Regions from separate parts of the Homo sapiens genome. Here region 1 is linked to region 2. A link is an interaction called in ENCODE POLR2A ChIA-PET data of the cell type or tissue named here. Cell type or tissue: GM12878. All regions are shown on one strand. Each heading gives the region's core, and the rest is flanking DNA. Links, peaks and the distances in the headings are about the cores only. Region 1 has its middle 40 kb from the start of PSMA6. Region 2 overlaps RALGAPA1 (Ral GTPase activating protein catalytic subunit alpha 1).

What was found. ChIA-PET counts read pairs that join two places held together with the same protein. Peaks named below come from ENCODE experiments on the same cell type or tissue, not always from the same donor. Only the 100,000 strongest peaks of a DNase experiment are listed, where the experiment ranks them.
Region 1: POLR2A ChIA-PET joins it to region 2 with 5 read pairs; 2 of 35 experiments call an interaction of 5 or more read pairs at or near these places.

Annotation. Positions count from the first base shown.
Region 1 is chr14:35,328,075-35,336,517 of GRCh38, reverse strand. No RefSeq gene overlaps it. Among named protein-coding and RNA genes, the nearest start is that of PSMA6, 40 kb to the right of the region's middle. RefSeq lists enhancers at 2,854-3,463, 3,474-4,395, 4,561-4,855. In GM12878, for the core only: no CTCF peak of the experiment used is centred there; a DNase peak (open chromatin) is centred at 4,653; H3K27ac peaks cover 388 bases.
Region 2 is chr14:35,546,866-35,555,126 of GRCh38, reverse strand. It overlaps RALGAPA1 (Ral GTPase activating protein catalytic subunit alpha 1), which reads left to right. Exons shown (of 42, transcript NM_001346249.2): 40 at 5,893-6,017; 41 at 6,589-6,619. The coding sequence ends at 6,596. Among named protein-coding and RNA genes, the nearest start is that of INSM2, 17 kb to the right of the region's middle. RefSeq lists an enhancer at 3,335-4,309. In GM12878, for the core only: no CTCF peak of the experiment used is centred there; no DNase peak of the experiment used is centred there.

The sequences.
Region 1 (8,443 bases), core at 1,836-6,835, 220 kb after region 2:
AACAGAGGACGGCAGGCGTACTTTCTGCATAGAAAGAACACTCAACAGCCCTCCAACACAGGCTGAGAATCTGAAAAAGTCAGGCCATGTCGGCTTAAAGAAATCAAGCTGCATATCCACCAGCATATCAAGATTTTAAATTTAAGAACTATGGGTCAGGTAGAGTGGTTCATGCCTGTAATCCCAGCATTTTGGGAGGCCGAGGTGGGTGGATCACCTGAGGTCAGGAATTCAAGACCAGCCTGGCCAACATGGTGAAACCCTGTCTCTACTAAAAATACAAAAAATTAGCTGGACATGGTGGCAGGAGCCTGTAATCGCAGATACTTGGGAGGCTGAGGCAGGAGAATGGCTTGAACCCAGGAGGCAGAGGTTGCAGTGAGCTGAGATCGCGGCATTTCACTCCAGCCTGGGTGAAAGAGCGAAACTCCATCTCAAAAAAACAAGAAAACAAAAAACTATGACAGCTCAGATGCGTACATTCTAAAGTTCATCCGAACCTGGTTAATGCAGTGCTTGGCTGGCCTGGAGCCTTAGGGAAGAATATCCACGAGGCACCTGCTGTATGCTGAGCAGGTTCGCATGGAGTCCCTCTCGTTCAGTCCTTGGTTGGTGAGGGCCGCATCACAGGACAGGCTCAGCGCAGCACAAACCGAAAGAGAAATGCTTCGGACCAATGTCCTTTCTCAGTTTCTCCCGGGAAGGCCGGCTGGAGCAGGCTATTTCCAAGGCCCTGGAAATACAGGTGTTTTCCCTTCAGTCATCTCCAGAGCAGGAGCCTCCTATGTCTCAGGAAGATAAGAAGGATCCAGATGCCAGGAGGAGTGACCTCTGGACACTTGGCTGGGAGCCCAGGAGCCCTGATGCCAGGCCCAGGAAGGCCTCCCCACCCCTCTGGGGCCTAGTCAGGGGAAGGAAGGAACCAAGGAAGGGAGGGAGGGAGGAAGGAAGACACATGGGATAGGATTTCCAGACCCAAGGCCGGCAATCCTCCTGGTTCCAATCACCGGATAGGCAAGCTGGTTTGTAGTTTTCCATAGGTGACAAAAGCCAAAGGAAGGTTGCAAAATCCCTCCTGCACCAGTAGGCTTCAAGAGGTTACACTCTCAATAAGAATGTGAAATGGTAGATTCAATAAAATCTAGTGTATGATAACATAATAATTTATGTACATCTTAAAATAACTGGAATAGTGGGCCGGGTGGCTCACGCTTGTAATCCTAGCACTTTGGGAGGCTGAGGCGGGCAGATCACGAGGTCAAGAGATTGAGACCATCCTGGCCAACATGGTGAAACCCCATCTCTACTAAAAAAAATACAAAACTTAGCTGGGTGTGCTGGCGCGTGCCTGTAGTCCCAGCTACTCAGGAGGCCAAGGCAGGAGAATTGCTTGAACCCGGGAGGCAGAGGTTGTAGTGAGCCGAGATGGCGCCACTGCACTCCAGCCTGGCCAGTCTGGGCAAGAGCAAAACTCTGGCCAGGTGTGGTGGCTCACACCTGTAATCCCAGCACTTTGGGAGGCCAAGGCAGGTGGATCACGAGGTCAGGAGATCGAGGCCATCCTGGCTAACACGGTGAAACCCTGTGTCTCTACTAAAAATACAAAAAAATTAGCCGGGCGTGGTGGCGGGCGCCTGTAGTCCCAGTTACTCAGGAGGCTGAGGCAGGAGAATGGTGTGAACCCGGGAGGCGGAGCTTGCAGTGAGCCGAGATCGTGCCACTGCACTCCAGCCTGGGTGACAGAGCAAGACTCTGTCTCAAAAAAAAAAAAAGCGAAACTCTTTTCTACAGAAAGCCTGGGCTTTCTGTAGGGGCTGACTCACTTCAGGGCCCCCTGGCATGGCCTAAAGCTGTAGAGGGGAGCTGGCAGCCCCAGAAGGGCTTCATTTCCCAATCTCTCCTCCCCTTTCTCCTGGCCCCCTGGGCATCTCCACCTCTGCCCCTACCTCCCAAGCAAGCCTTGACTCACATACTCCTGAGTGGCAGCCTCTGGCCTCTCTCCATCTGTGCCACCCCCTCCTAGGACACTGGGGTGAGGAAGCCCTGGGAGGCAGGCTCTGGGTGCAGGTCAGAGGCCTCCCTGTCTGTGCTGGGGTCCAGCTGAGCCAGGGCCACTGAGCCCTTGAGGGCTCTGCAGGCCTCGGGATGGGAAGGGAAGGTGTGGGAGATGACCCTGAGCCCGGGGCGCCCCTTGGAGCTCCCAGAGGCTGTTTTGGCTCCTGGCAGGGTCAGAGCAGCTTGGTGCCATCGTGTGTGCTCCTCCAGGAGGAGAAGGCTCTAGACAGGGCAGGACTTGCCCTAAAGGCCAGGGACCCCCATAGGGAAAAGCTGCCGCCTATGGGTGTCACGAGGAAATGAGCGCCCAGGAAGAACATGGTCACCCTGAAAGAAGTAGGACGTTGTCTCCCTGGCTGAACCACAAGCCTTGCGCGGGTGACGCAGGGCCTCACCTGCTCTGCCCTGGCTGAAGAGAGACATTTGTAAACTTCAGGCTGGCTTCTGCCTGCCTGACCACACTGCTTGGGTGACAATGTTCGCAGGAAATCACATTTTGGTAGTGACTGGTCAGGATGCTGGGGAAACTTAACAGCACTAGAGAGCCGTTCTGGAAGGGCGCTGCCATACTCTGCTGCCACAGCGTAGCTGGTGTCTTCTCTGCACTTTAAATGCATTGTGTCATTTTTTCCTCATAGCACTTCTTTGAGATGGATCCTGTGGTTTATACCCCTTTTTTTCAGAAGAGAAAAACTGAGGCTGTAAATAACTCAGCTGTGGACTGAGAATTCAGTCAGGCTCTGACTGTGGGGAAGCTGGAAGTCCCAGCACTTGATTCTGGCGGCTGGAAGCCTGGGGCTGCGAGTGCCCCTTTCCGCACCCCTGTAGTCAGGGCTCTTGTCTCCTGGCTTTGGTGCTAGGATGCAGCCACCTGGAGCTGTTGGCTACGACCTGTTCAGCAGGGTCCTCCGACCCGCAGTGTTGCTGGATTGTCTGGTGTGTCAGTGTCTGGACAGGGCCTCATACGACTATTTATCTCCCTCCCAGGAGCCCCTCCCTTCAAGGTAGGCCTGGAACTAGGGTTTTTCAGAAATGAGAAATCAGCTGTGAGCACCTGCAGCCCCTCCTGCTTTAGAAGAAACAGCATAATACCCTGTTTTACAATGACCTTTTGTTTTTTTAAGTACACTTCACAGAGAAAGAAAAAGAAAAAGAAAAACCCAGAAGGGATCTCCACGTAGTCTTTGGCAGGAAAGGGGCCTCTTACAGTATTGTTGGTAGCTTTGAATCATTAGAGGCATCTGCTCACGACCTGCTGCAGGGCCCTGGGCGTGGCACTCACAGAGTCCCTCCCAGGAAGGAGGCCTGGAAGCTGGTTTTTCACAAGAAATGTCTTCATGCCCAGTCTGCTTCTGTAAAGGCCTGGACTGCCACCCTGCTGGATGCAGACAGGATGCAAAGTGGCCACAGATATCTCAGTGGCAGCTCAATAACTTGGAGGAGATACTCTGCAAGGGCCTAAATTCTTAGCCCCTGGGGAGACTTAGTCCGTCTTGGTCATCACCCTGTGCCCCGGAGCAGGGTCTGACTTACAGGAGGGGCTCAAAAATATTCGTTGATCAATAAGAAGTATTAAGAAAATGTCTCCTAAATTGACAGGAGATGGTGCAATAACATGGACCCTGTACAGCCTTCTTCCCTGGGTTCCCTCTTGAAGTACACTTTCTCAGGTGGCTGAGGACACAGAGGCACAGGGAAGCAGGTGGCCTTCCCAGGTCTCCCTGCAATGATGGGTCTCTACGGCCAATCCATTAGGATCGCTAGGCCGTTTTTTAGAGGAGGTGATTTTGCCCCCTGCCGTGTCCATCCACAACTTAGAGCTTGACCACTGTCACTTACAAAATGCCAGCACAGCCATCTTCACCGACAATTTTTTGCCCTCCCTCTTGATGAGGACTTGTATAAGTTCCTAGAAAAAGTGGCAGCCAGGCGCCTGGAGGCTGCCCAAGCAGCGTGGCCCCAGTTTTACCGAGCGGGGCAAACAGGTCTCTGAGGTAGTTATTAAGCAGACGGCTAGACGCGGCCAACATCCGCACTGCTGCTCACGGCCTCTATCCCTGGAAAACCCCAGCTAGGCCCGGCACTCTGGGGCTGTTCGCTGGGGCTCTCCCCAGATCATCCCTCTTCTGCCCAGGGAACAGGTCTTTCCTGTTCTTCTTCTGCTTCTCCTTTTCTTCCTCATTCCAGTCCTCAGTGGAGACTTAATCACCGTAGTGCACTCGGTGAAACCTAAACCACTGTGTTAACTCTGAGGTTTACAGGTCACCCCCCTGCAGTAAGGCCAGAGCCTGATTTCTGTGGAAAGCACACCCCTAATCCAAACGATCTTCTTGTGATAAAGGGGTGTCAGCAGCTTCACCAAAGTTTATGCCACTCCACTTGCCATTTGGGACAATGCATTTCCTTCGTCTAAATGCACATTTCCCTACATTCCCCTCGTATCTCTGGATGTGGGAGAGGCCTCTCAATGACAAGGGGCTGCAGCAGGGCCCGGTGGAGCTGCCACAAGCCCTGGAAAGGGGAGCCCCAGGCTGAGGTTGCTGCTAAGAGTTAATTACTGTTAGACATTTGCATTTGTTATCCCCTGGTCTGGCTGCTGGAGTCGAGGATGACGTCAGCAAAGGCACAGATGACATAAGCCTAAGGCACAAGGTCACCTTCTGAAAATGCATTTGACTCAGCACACCAGTAAGCTGCCCACTGACCAAGAGAGCAGCACAGGCGGATGAGCCCCAAATACACTTGACTGTGATCTTGTCACCTGCAGCCGCTGCCCACAGTGCTTCCCAAGCAGTAGCATACTCCAGGCCTGACTGGGCCACACTCTCGAAAGACTCATGCCCACAGCAGTGTCCTGCGAGACTTGGACTTGATAGACCAGGGCTGAGGGCCTAGAACTTTATAGCCTGGAACTCCTGGGCTCAAGCAATTCTCCCACCTCAGCCTCCCAATTAGCTGGGGTTACAGGCATGTGCCACCGGGCCCAGCTAATATTTTAATTTTTTTTTTTGAGACGGAGTCTCGCTCTGTTGCCCAGGCTGGAGGGCAGTGGCGTGATCTCGGCTCACCGCAACCTCCGTCTCCCGGATTCAAGCAATTCTCCTGCCTCAGTCTCCCAAGTAGCTGGGACTACAGACGTACACCACCATGGCTGGCTAATTTTTTTTTTTTTTTTTTTTGAGACAGAGTCTTGCTCTGTCACCAGGCTGGAGTGCAGTGGCACTGTCTCAGTTCACTGCAACCTTTGCCTCCTGGGTTTAAGTGATTCTCCTGCCTCAGCCTCCCAAGTAGCTGGGATTACAGGTGCGTGCCACCATGCATGGCTAATTTTTTGTATTTTAGTAGAGATGGGGTTTTACCATGTTGGCCAGGCTGGTCTTGATCTCCTGACCTCGTGATCCGTTCACCTTGGCCTTCCAAATTGCTGGGATTACAGGCGTGAGCCACTGCGTCTGTCCATTTTTTGTGTTTTTAGTAGAGACGGGGTTTCATTATGTTGGGCAGGCTGGTCTTGAACTCCTGACCTCATGATCCGCCCACCTCGGCCTCCCAGAGTGCTGGGATTACAGGCATGAACCACCTTGCCTGGCCAATATTTTAATTTTTTGTAGAAACAGGGTCTCCCTGTGTTGCCCACGCTAGTCTGGAGCTCCTGGGCTCAAGTGATCCTCCCGCCTCCGCCTCCCAAAGTGCTGGGATTACAGGCATGAGCCACCGCGCCCATCCAAACTGAGCAGATTGTGTGGAGAGTTCACCACCCCACATCAACTTTCCCTATTATCAGTATCTTGCTTTGGTGTGGCACATTTGTTACAATTCATGAACTAATACTGACACATTATTATTAAAGTCCATATTTTATATTAAGGCTTACTTTTTGTATTGTACATTTCTATGGGGTTTGATAAAGGCAAATGTCATGCATCCATGATTACCATACCAAACCCAGGTTTCACTGCCCTGAACTGGTGTTTCACCTATTCATCCCTCTCCACTTCCCATTTCTTCCCACCCCACTCTGAACTCCCAGCAACCGTTATCTTTTTTTTTTTTTTCTTGAGACGGACTTTTGCTCTTGTTGCCCAGGCTGGAGTGCAGTGGCGCAATCTCGGCTCACTGCAACCTCCGCCTCCCAGGTTCAAGCGATTCTCCTGCCTCAGCCTCCCAAGTAGCTGGGATTACAGGCATGCGCCACCATGTCCAGCTAATTTTGTATTTTTAGTAGAGATGGGGTTTCTCCATGTTGGTCAGTCTGGTCTCAAACTCCCAACCTCAGGTGATCCGCTCGCCTTGGCCTCCCAAAGTGCTGGGATTACAGGTGTGAGCCACCACACCCCACCAACCATTCTTTTTTTACTGTCTCTATAGTTTTTACTTTTCCAGAAAGTCATATAGTTGGATTCATACAGTAAGTAACCTTTTCAGATGGGCTTCTTTCACCTGCAATATGCACTTAAGATTTTTCCATGTCTTTTTGTGGCTTGATAGCTCATTTTATTTTAGTGCCGAATAATATTTCATGGTATAGATGCACAACAGTTTGTTTTCCACTCACCTATTGAAGGTCATCTTGCTTGCTTCTGGTTTTTGGCAATTGTTATTATTATTCTGTTTTGTTTTGTTTTGAGACAAGGTCTCACTCTGTCACCCAGGCTGGAGTGCAGTGATGCGATCTCAGCTCACTGCAACTTCCACCTCCCGGGTTCAAGTGATTCTCCTGCCTCAGCCTCCTGAGTAGCTGGGATTATAGGCATGCGCCACCATGCCCGAAAAATTTTTGTATTTTTAGTAGAGATGGGGTTTCACTATGTTGGCCAGGCTAGTCTCGAGCTCCTGGCCAGAAGTGATCCACCCGCCTCGGCCTCCCAAAGAGCTGGGATTACAGGCATGAGCCACCTTGCCCAGCCTGTTTTTTTGCAATTATGAAGAAAGCTGCTTTATAAACATTTGTTTGTGAGGTTTTTGTGTGGCTATAAGCTGGATTTTACACTAATAGTGTTTAGCTTTGTAAGAACTGCTCAGCTGTCTTCCAGGTGGCTGTACCATTTCGCATTCCCACCAGTTACTGCTGCTCTGCACCCTTGCTAGTAGTATTTGGTACTGTTATTAAAAAAACTTTTTTTTTTTTTGGACTGGTGAGTTGGCTTACGCCTTTAATCCTAGCACTTTGGGAGGCCTAGGCAGGCAGATTACCTGAGGTCAGGAGTTCAAGACGAGCCTAGCCAACATAGTGAAACTCTGTCTCTACCAAAAATACAAAAAGTTAGCTGGGTGCAGTGGCTCACACCTGTAATCCCAGCTACTCAGGAGGCTGAGGCAGGAGAATCGCTTGAACCTGGGAGGCGGAGGTTGCAGTGAGCTGAGATCCCGCCACTGCACTACAGCCTGGGCAACAGAGCAAGACTCATCTCAAAAAAAAAAAATTCGCCATTCTAATAGATATGTAGTGGCATCTCAGTGTTGTTTTAATTTGCAATTCCTGATGGCCTATGATGTTTAGCATTTTTTCTTTTTTTTTTTTTGAGACGGAGTCTGGCTCTGTTGCCAGGATGGAGTGCAGTGGCACGATCTTGGCTCACTGCAAACTCCACCTCCCAGATTCAAGTGATTCTAGTGCCTCAGCCTCCCCAGTAGTGAGGGTTATAGGCACATGCCACCACGCCCAGCTAATTTTTGTATTTCTAGTAGAGACAGGTTTTCACCATGTTGGCCAGGATGGTCTCAATCTCTTGACCTCGTGATCTGCCTGCCTCAGCCTCCCAAAGTGCTGGGATACAGGCATGAGCCACCGCACCCAGCCAATGAGCATCTTTTCATATACTTAATTTCCATCTGCTTATCTTCTTTGGTGAGGTGTCTGTTTAGATCCTTTGCCAATTTTTAAATTGTTTTCTCATTGTTGAATTTTAGGAATCCTTCGTGTATTTTGGATATCAGTTATCATATATGTGTTTTGCAAATATTTTATCCCAATCTATAGCTCGTCTTTTCATTCTCTTAATGTTTTTTTCACAGAGCACAAGTTTTTAATTTACTAAAGTCCAATTCATCAATTTTTTTCTTTCATGGATTGTGCTGCTGATATTGTATCTGAAAACTCATTGCCAAACCCAAGTCACCTACATTTCCTCTCGTATTATTATCTGAAAGTTTCATAATGTGAAACTTTTACATTAAGTCTATAATCCACTTCGAGTTAATTTTTGTGAAAAGTGTAAGGCCTGTGTCTAGATTCATGTTTTTCCATGTGGCTGTCCAATTGTTACAGCACTATTTATCAAAAATACGATTCTTTCTCCATTGAATTACCATTGTTCCTTTGTCAAAGTTCAGTTGATTATATGTTTGTGGGTCTATTTCTGGGATCTTTATTCTGTTTTATTAATCT
Region 2 (8,261 bases), core at 3,262-8,261:
TTTGGTTCCAGAGAGGGCCAGCAAGATCAAGGGGCATGGTAGAACCAAAATCTTTCTCACAAGAAAGATTCAAAGTCTAAATCCAGTTCTAGGAAAGTTCCAACTATATTTCCCCCTAAAAGGTTTGCCTTTACAGAGCCATATGGGGATTAGAGGAAAGGGGCTGTCAGCATAACAGACATCTCCTAATCTACTATCAAACCAACTTTATTCATTCCTTCTAGAAGTTGTAAACAGTCATTGAATACTACCAGGCCCTGTGTTGGGTGTTGAAGACATAAATATAAGAAGACAAGGTCTCTGTCCCCATGGCGTTGGTCTCACCACTATCTGTAACCACAAAATGGATCATAAAAATTTCAATAACATAAGTAGAATGGCTGGATTAGTAGTCTCTAAAGTGAAGAAGTAACATTGAAGAACCACCAAATCTGCCCCCAAGAATCGGGTATAAAAACTATTTCTTAAGAAAGTGTATTTAGGCCGGGCGCGGTGGCTCACGCCTGTAATCCCAGCACTTTGGGAGGCCGAGGCGGGCGGATCACGAGGTCAGGAGATCGAGACCATCCCGGCTAAAACGGTGAAACCCCGTCTCTACTAAAAATACAAAAAATTAGCCGGGCGTAGTGGCGGGCGCCTGTAGTCCCAGCTACTTGGGAGGCTGAGGCAGGAGAATGGCGTGAACCCGGGAGGCGGAGCTTGCAGTGAGCCGAGATCCCGCCACTGCACTCCAGCCTGGGCGACAGAGTGAGACTCCGTCTCAAAAAAAAAAAAAAAAAAAAAAAAAAGAAAGTGTATTTAGTAGAAGAACAAGCCTAAGGAAAGAGTTCTCTAAAGGGGACCTGGCAGGTGGGCGTTTTGCAGCAATCTTCAAGATGTATGATGTGGAAACTCACCATAGCCAATTTCAGGCTACCAACCTTACAAACTTTATGAGTATTGAATAATTTACTCTAATCTGCTCAACTTAAGTAGTACTCAGATTTCAGCTACTTTAAGTTACAACTCAAATATGATTTAAGTTGTACTCACCAAAAATTTTTTTTAAATCAGTAGGCAACATTTCTAAGTAACTATTGGAACACTCCCTCTTCCTGTGCTTACTATTTTTGGAATCTTCTGTCTAGAGAAGGGAGATAAAATTCCTAAGTGCTGAAACTGCAAAGAAGCCATAGAAATATATGAGTGTAGGGAAGTGCTTACTAAATTAAGAATTTCAGAATGGGCCTTAAATCCCTGAGACTATGCCATTGAGCACAGATATAAACACTTTATACTTGCCTTTATTTTAAAATGAGCCAATCGTTTTTTCTTGTTTAGGAAATAAAACATGAAACCTGAACTTAAGAGGAAAATAAGCAATTATACAGATTTTTGATATCTGCTTACAAGTTGTAATTTTTATAATTCCTTTTTGTGAAAATTATACCTTATATTCATTCTTGTGTATAACATATGTATACGCATACATATATACACACACACACACATTTCCATTTCTTTCAGACTAGTCACAAATTAGATTTGAACTGAATGTTTATACAGCCTACTGGTTGTGCCATGGAATTACAAAACTGAAAGCTTTCCCTTTTCTAACATTACAAGCAGTTCACAATTACCAGATTAATAAAATTATTGTGGAGAACGAAAGGTGTTGCTTCTTTAAAACCAAATCTACCTTTATCTATTCTTTTATGTGTTAATAAAGTTGAAATACTTGATACTGCATAACCTTCTGCAGTATCTTTTGTCCTTTTCCTCCATGAGAAATCAGTTTCCTTGCATCAGAATAAGTCAAAATTCCCTCTCTGTACGTGCCGCAAACAAGAAATAGTAGTAGTATTATCAAAGAGTTCTTGCACATGAATACAGGTATATTTCTTAAACTGACATCAAAAATTGCCCTCCTAGAGACAGCACCTGCTGTTTACAAAGATGTGAGCCAAAGGTCAAAATAAAGTATTTCAGGACAGGTGTCAGGGCACTTTTGTGTTACCCCGTATTTGTATCCTTTATCTTCAACACCCTATGAAGTGAGCAGGTGATGGTATCCCCACTTAACTTACAGATGTATCCCCATTTAACATACAGATAAATTATGGCACAGAAAATTTATGCTTATCTTTCCAGGATCAGTCTGAAATTGAACCCAGTTTCTTAATAGCTGGTCTTGAAGCTTAAAATCAAGAGTAATAATTTAAAATATGTAATGATGTTAACTTAATATTAATGAATTACAGATTACATTTAAACTGTTTCTTTACGCTATAGACATTTTGTTCCCTTATTTTTAGAATAATAATATTCCTTCCCCCCTTTTTTCCTTTTGTAGAAAGCGGAAGGAGGATTAGTGGATAATTATATTGCTGTGATTGCAGCACCTGTGTGTTATTTTTTTTTTTTTTTTGATTGGCTAGTTCTGTATTAAAGATTCCTACTAGCTAAAAGTCTCCCTCATCAAATGGTTTTTATTAGCTAATTTTGGCTTGAGTTGTTTTAAATTTACAACCAAAATCTGCTTACTTCAACTTAGATTTGTACTTTAAATTTTTGTTCTGAATTTTTTTATTTACCTTCACCTTTTTATCATCTTATCCATTTCGGTTTTTTAATTTCAATGCCAATGGCAACAGGCACTCACCATATAAAACGATAGCTTGAGTTGTCCTGTTGTTGCCAGCTGTGGAGTTTGTGTGCCACTCAATGTATATGTACTAATAACTCTTCCCTAGAGAGATGCCTTTTATGGAGTAAGTGTCTAACCTATTATAATGAGATATAGGAATTAACTGCTTTGGATGATTACAATTGCAGATTCTAACAGCACTGTTTGGAACTTTAATCATCTCAATCACAAAAAGCACCTCGTTGTGGACTCAGAACTGTGGTCTAAGTGCTTAGAGTTTATTATATTTCCTTAATACATGTTTTCAGAAGTAAAAAAAGCGGGGGCCGGGGGGGGATGTAAGTCCTGTAGATTGGGTTGGCTTGTTTTCATGTTGTTATTTATTTATTTGGCTACATCAAACTGGGAAACTTATAAAGATCATTTAGCTTTTAGAAAGTGATTTACCTTAGATATAGTTATTTTACCAAGCTAACAGTGTTTGACCCCCCAAAAAGGAAACTTACCTAATAAGTGATGAGCACTGTAGTTTTTTCATTTAAATTCAACCGTTAATGATTGCTTCCCTTCACTCTGCCATCCTGACTTGAACTTTTAAAATAATTTTAGAAAGCATTGTTTTCATTAATGAAATTTAATTAATTTATTGTAAATGTATTAAATATATTTTTTATACAAAATGAGTATGTTATATCTGGATAATTTTAGTTTTGTGCAGCTGTGTATTAGGATTTTTTCCATTTTATAAGCCTCTTTGTATAAGGAAGTAGAATTAGTCTGCAAAATGTATTTTAGCTAGATAATCATTTTCTTGCTTTGATGAATTTACTACATTGGAAATATCCTCCCCTGCTTTAGAAATATTAACATTTGCTTTCTTTCTGCCTAATTTTTATATAAATTCTAAATATAATGTAAAATATTTCATTTATAGGCCCTCTGAAAGTAGAACATTTTTAAAAGCAGGTAGGTGTCTCCACCCTACTTTTCATGAAGCATTTTACCCATTCAAGCAGACTTTTAAAAACAGCTTGTTTTGATAGCAGACTGTTCTCCTGTGGGCCTTCAGCCTTTGCTTCCTGGCAGCACCTTTGGTGCGAAAAGAGAGTGATCAATTGGAAGACTATCAGTGCCAGCATGCATAGAGTGATAAGTTAACACACCACTGGGAATTTCTAGGGCCCACCAAGATACTTCACTTCTAATGTGCTAACAAGCTCATTTTTCTACCTCTTGCCTCTTCAGTTATTTTTTTTCTCAGAAGAGCTTAGAAGTTGAGTGCATCAGGCATAATGAAAAGCTCTGTAGGAGGGAGAAGCAATAACCCCATTTTTCCCTTTTCAGCCAAATAGAAAATTAGTTTCTGGTAATACACAAAGGCCAGTATTTTTTGTACAAGGGGCACTGCTGTGAATCAAAGGACTCTATTAACTGCAGAAAATTCGGCAGCTGTGAATCTCCCCCAATGAAAAAAGTACTTTCCAACAAGTTGTGAGATATGTGGTATTATTTAGATTGTACCATCAGTTTCATCCTCTTCTATTTATAACCATATACCCCCTTTAAAAGTGTGCCATATTACTTGTTTATGTTAAGACTCAAAAATGTCCGTATTATCCTCATGTAAAATCCTTGATGCTGATCATTTTAATATGCATCTTGTCCTATTGCTTCCCACCTCAAAAGTAAAATTCTTTTGAAGTTCACCCCCAGTGTACAGAATGGAAGGTAATAGAATTGGGATTCAAGGTTATTTTAATATTTGATACATAAGATAAATTGTAATAGAAGCAGATAAATTGTAATATGAAAGCCACTTAGCAAAAGTTACCACAATCAAAGTCAAGTGCATAATGAATATAGTCTTGCCTTTAACTCTTATACTTTTTTTTTCTCTTCTTACTCAGTGAACTTGTAAATATAACTAACTGGCCATGGTATCTCCCATTGAATTATTTAAAATTATCTTCCTCTCAAATTATTTTTTTGGGTCTTGGCTTAGTCTACAATTTCTAGAGTTTTAGAACTATATAATAATTAAATTGCATTTTTTTAAAAAATAAGGAATTTTGAGGGAAAATATTAAAGTGGACTTTGGGGAAAAATTCAGTGGAAAAAAAGAAGAACAAGTAGACAAATTTTTATTATCCTTATTTAAATGTCTTATGTAAAGCCTGTCAGCATAGCACACTGAGTACCACAGGGAAACTTTTAAAAGTTTTAAAAGAAAGGTTAACTGATTTCTCAGTTCAGGAACTATATGACATGAAGTCAGCATGTGAGTTTTTCCTGATAATTGTATGTTGCTGCCTGCTGCTCTACATTTTGACAGCCATTTCCATAGTTGCTTTCGTGAACAACAGAAATATTCTCTCTCTTTCTCGCCCTCTCTGTGCTAACAGCACAATCAGGCCTGCTGAAACAGGAAGCCTGGAGTGGGTTGTTCAAAAGCAACAACGCTTCAAGGTACTGGTTGCTTGTCAATAATATCAGAGAAGAAAATGTGGTGAAAAGGAACTACAGTATTTTTCTGTCAGTGTCAGTGCCCTGGAGATGCTTTGTTAGACAGTATTTAGGAGTCCTGTGGACTCTTTGCAAATATTCCTGCTTGTTTCAGTGTTATAATTGACTAGGTATTTTTTCCCAGCATACAGATTCAGCTATGTATTTATCTTAACCACATGGAGTTATTCGAGGATTACAGCAACAGTAATCTTCCATTCAAAATGAGAACAATTGTTGAGAAAATGCAGGGATTTTAGAAAAAGAAGAAGATATGTAGGAATTTTTCACAATAAATCTTTACAAATGAAAAACAGAATTTTGGACGTAGTATCTTAAGCAACATTACAATGTTTCTTGCGTGGCTTTTGAGAGTAAATCTGCAGATGGAAGCTGATTAACAAGATAAGATGAGCCTAGGCCGATATAAATTTCAGCCTAGACTCCTGATAGAAATTGAATCCTTTCTCAAGTAAACTGTTAACTTCCTTCATTTCAGTAGTTTAGTATTATTGTAATTATTATCTAATAAATGTCTCCCTGTTAAGTTGTCATTTATACTGGGATCATGAAGAGTAAACATACATTAAAAACTATATTTTTGCACTTTAAAAAGCCATACTGTTAACAATATATAAGAATAATTAGTGAATAATTCTATTTATTAAGAAGTAATGGCTTAGCAATCATAGCAGTCCTTTTTGATAAGATTTTTTTTCCAGTATAAGCTGCACTTAAGTTTATCCTTAACCAAAGGAAATCAGCTATGAGGAGAGAGCACGATACCTGCAAACAATTGTCCAGCACCACTTAGAACCAACAACATTTGAAGATTTTGCAGCACAGGTTTTTTCTCCAGCTCCCTACCACCATTTACCATCTGATGCCGGTAAGATTAAAAGCGAGTATTAGTTACTTGTTATTGGAACTTGAAATGCAGTACCCTTTTGTTCTAAAAACTTGCTTGAAAAAAATTCTAATCATTGAAATATGAATTTTTAATCACTATTTAATATTTGAATTTGGCCTATAAATTTGATTTATGGTTTCTTTTACCTAAATGCAGTTCCTTAAAAAGTCAACTATCTTCATAAAAGTACATGTACCACATTTTATATGAGCTAATATTCAATGACTCTTGCATCTTCTGGAATCATTTCTGAAGTATCTGCAAAAGAAATACAAATTAAGCATGCACTCTGAACTTCAGAGGATCAAATTTTGTGGCCAAGAATATCACCCCATCATCTCTGATTTTACAGCTAAAGCTAATATAACTGGTCTAGATTTAGAAGTACTTAATACTGTAATTTATGTTACAATAATTAAAGAGTGTAAGAGGGTACTGCATTTTATGATTAATTTTGAAGAAATCAGTAAGAAAATAAATGACTCGTGGCCTTCCTATTCTGTAATATCTTGCTCTCCTTATGATTGTTTCATTTATTTTCCCTCTTTAGATCATTAAATATCAGTTCTGTTTATCTGAAGGTAAGACAAAGTGTCAACCAAAACACCCTCTGTTCTTCTCCCATTTCCTTTTTTCAAAATTAGCAGGCTCTAAGCTTGTAACTTAAACAATAAGTAAACTTAACACTGTCCGGTTCATACTAAACATTTCAGAAATTGTCACTAAATTTTTTCCAGTATTATACTGACTAACCCAGGTCTGCATGAAACACTAACATGGTTTGGGGATAAAAATAACTAATAATAGAATCCCTTGGTTGAAATTAGTTACACCTTGTTATATTGACCTTTTTTTTCTGTTTCTCAGCATGAAAAAGTAGTACTATTGAACTGAAGTAGTGTGTCTTTGTATTTTGTGATGTGTTGCATTGTTATTGGATATCCTAACTCATCAAATGATAACTCTCTGTGTGCCTTGCACTTCACTAGGCACCTGAAATACAAAGATGACTGTTGTAATGGTATTCAAGGGAAGCAGGAAAAGAGGACATAATATGCTTGAAGTTTATCATAATAAACCTTCAAATCTCTTTATATTAAATAAGTTTTCTTTATATTAAATAAATTCAAAAGGCACAACACTTCTTTTCTAGCCTAATTTATTTGGAAAAAGTTACTGTAATTCTCAATTGAGATTTAGTTAGTGAAATTAAAGTTTCCATTCCTGTCATCATTAAATTGCTATTAGAAAAATAATTTTACAAAAAATTTAGATCGCTTTCAGATAGTATAAAAGACCTAGCAAAGACAAAACCGTATTAAACCAGGTTGAATCTTTTGAAAGAGATAAAAAGTCTAAGATTCACTTTAATGGATTGACACTATCCAAAATTACCCAGTTTGGCATTAAAAAAGATGGTAAAAGAGAAATATTAAATTAATGAACAGCAAAATAACTAATTAAGTATATCTGGCAATTTTCTTGTTTAATAATGGAGAATGTCCGATAAAATGTCAGATTATATTAAAAGAGATATGAATAACACTTGTGTATCCTATAGTCAAGCCATAAATTTCACAAGTGAAAAATATTGATAATAGAACCACACTTGGACTAACTTTCCCCCTTAGATTGATAAAGGCTGTTCAGTTCTCATGTGTCGTTGTTTACCAGCTGTACTCTTTCGTATTTGTCATCTTAATGTTCTCCCCATATTTTGCATGTTATCCTGCACATTTGGCCAGGTATTGTGGAAGTGAGTAGTATCTCACTTCTGAGACATTAAAGGATGCTACAGCAGCCAAGTCAGGGTTCTGTTGGCTTCATTTTTAATGTGTCTTACAAAATTATTGTGTAAGTTGTTTAAAATAACACTTATGATTGTCTAAATAGTAGTAAAAATGTGAATTTGAACATAAACCTAATATTGTGCTACAGATTTTTTCAGTTAATTTTTAAGAGTTGTCACTGCATTTAAGAACCATCCTCTAATTTTAATATGCACTCTGATTTTCAAAAGGGTGTTTTTGCTTGTAAATAACTTGTGCCAGTATTACTGAATACGTTTCTATATAAGTTTTTGCAGACTTTAATAGTTATGACATAAATTTTTATCAGAGTGGTTCTCAGTTCAACACAAAATAAAAATGAAATATTTACTCTTAAGAGTAGCAAAAACATAGAATCTGAAAAATAATTTTTTTCCAGTTATCTCAAATCTTA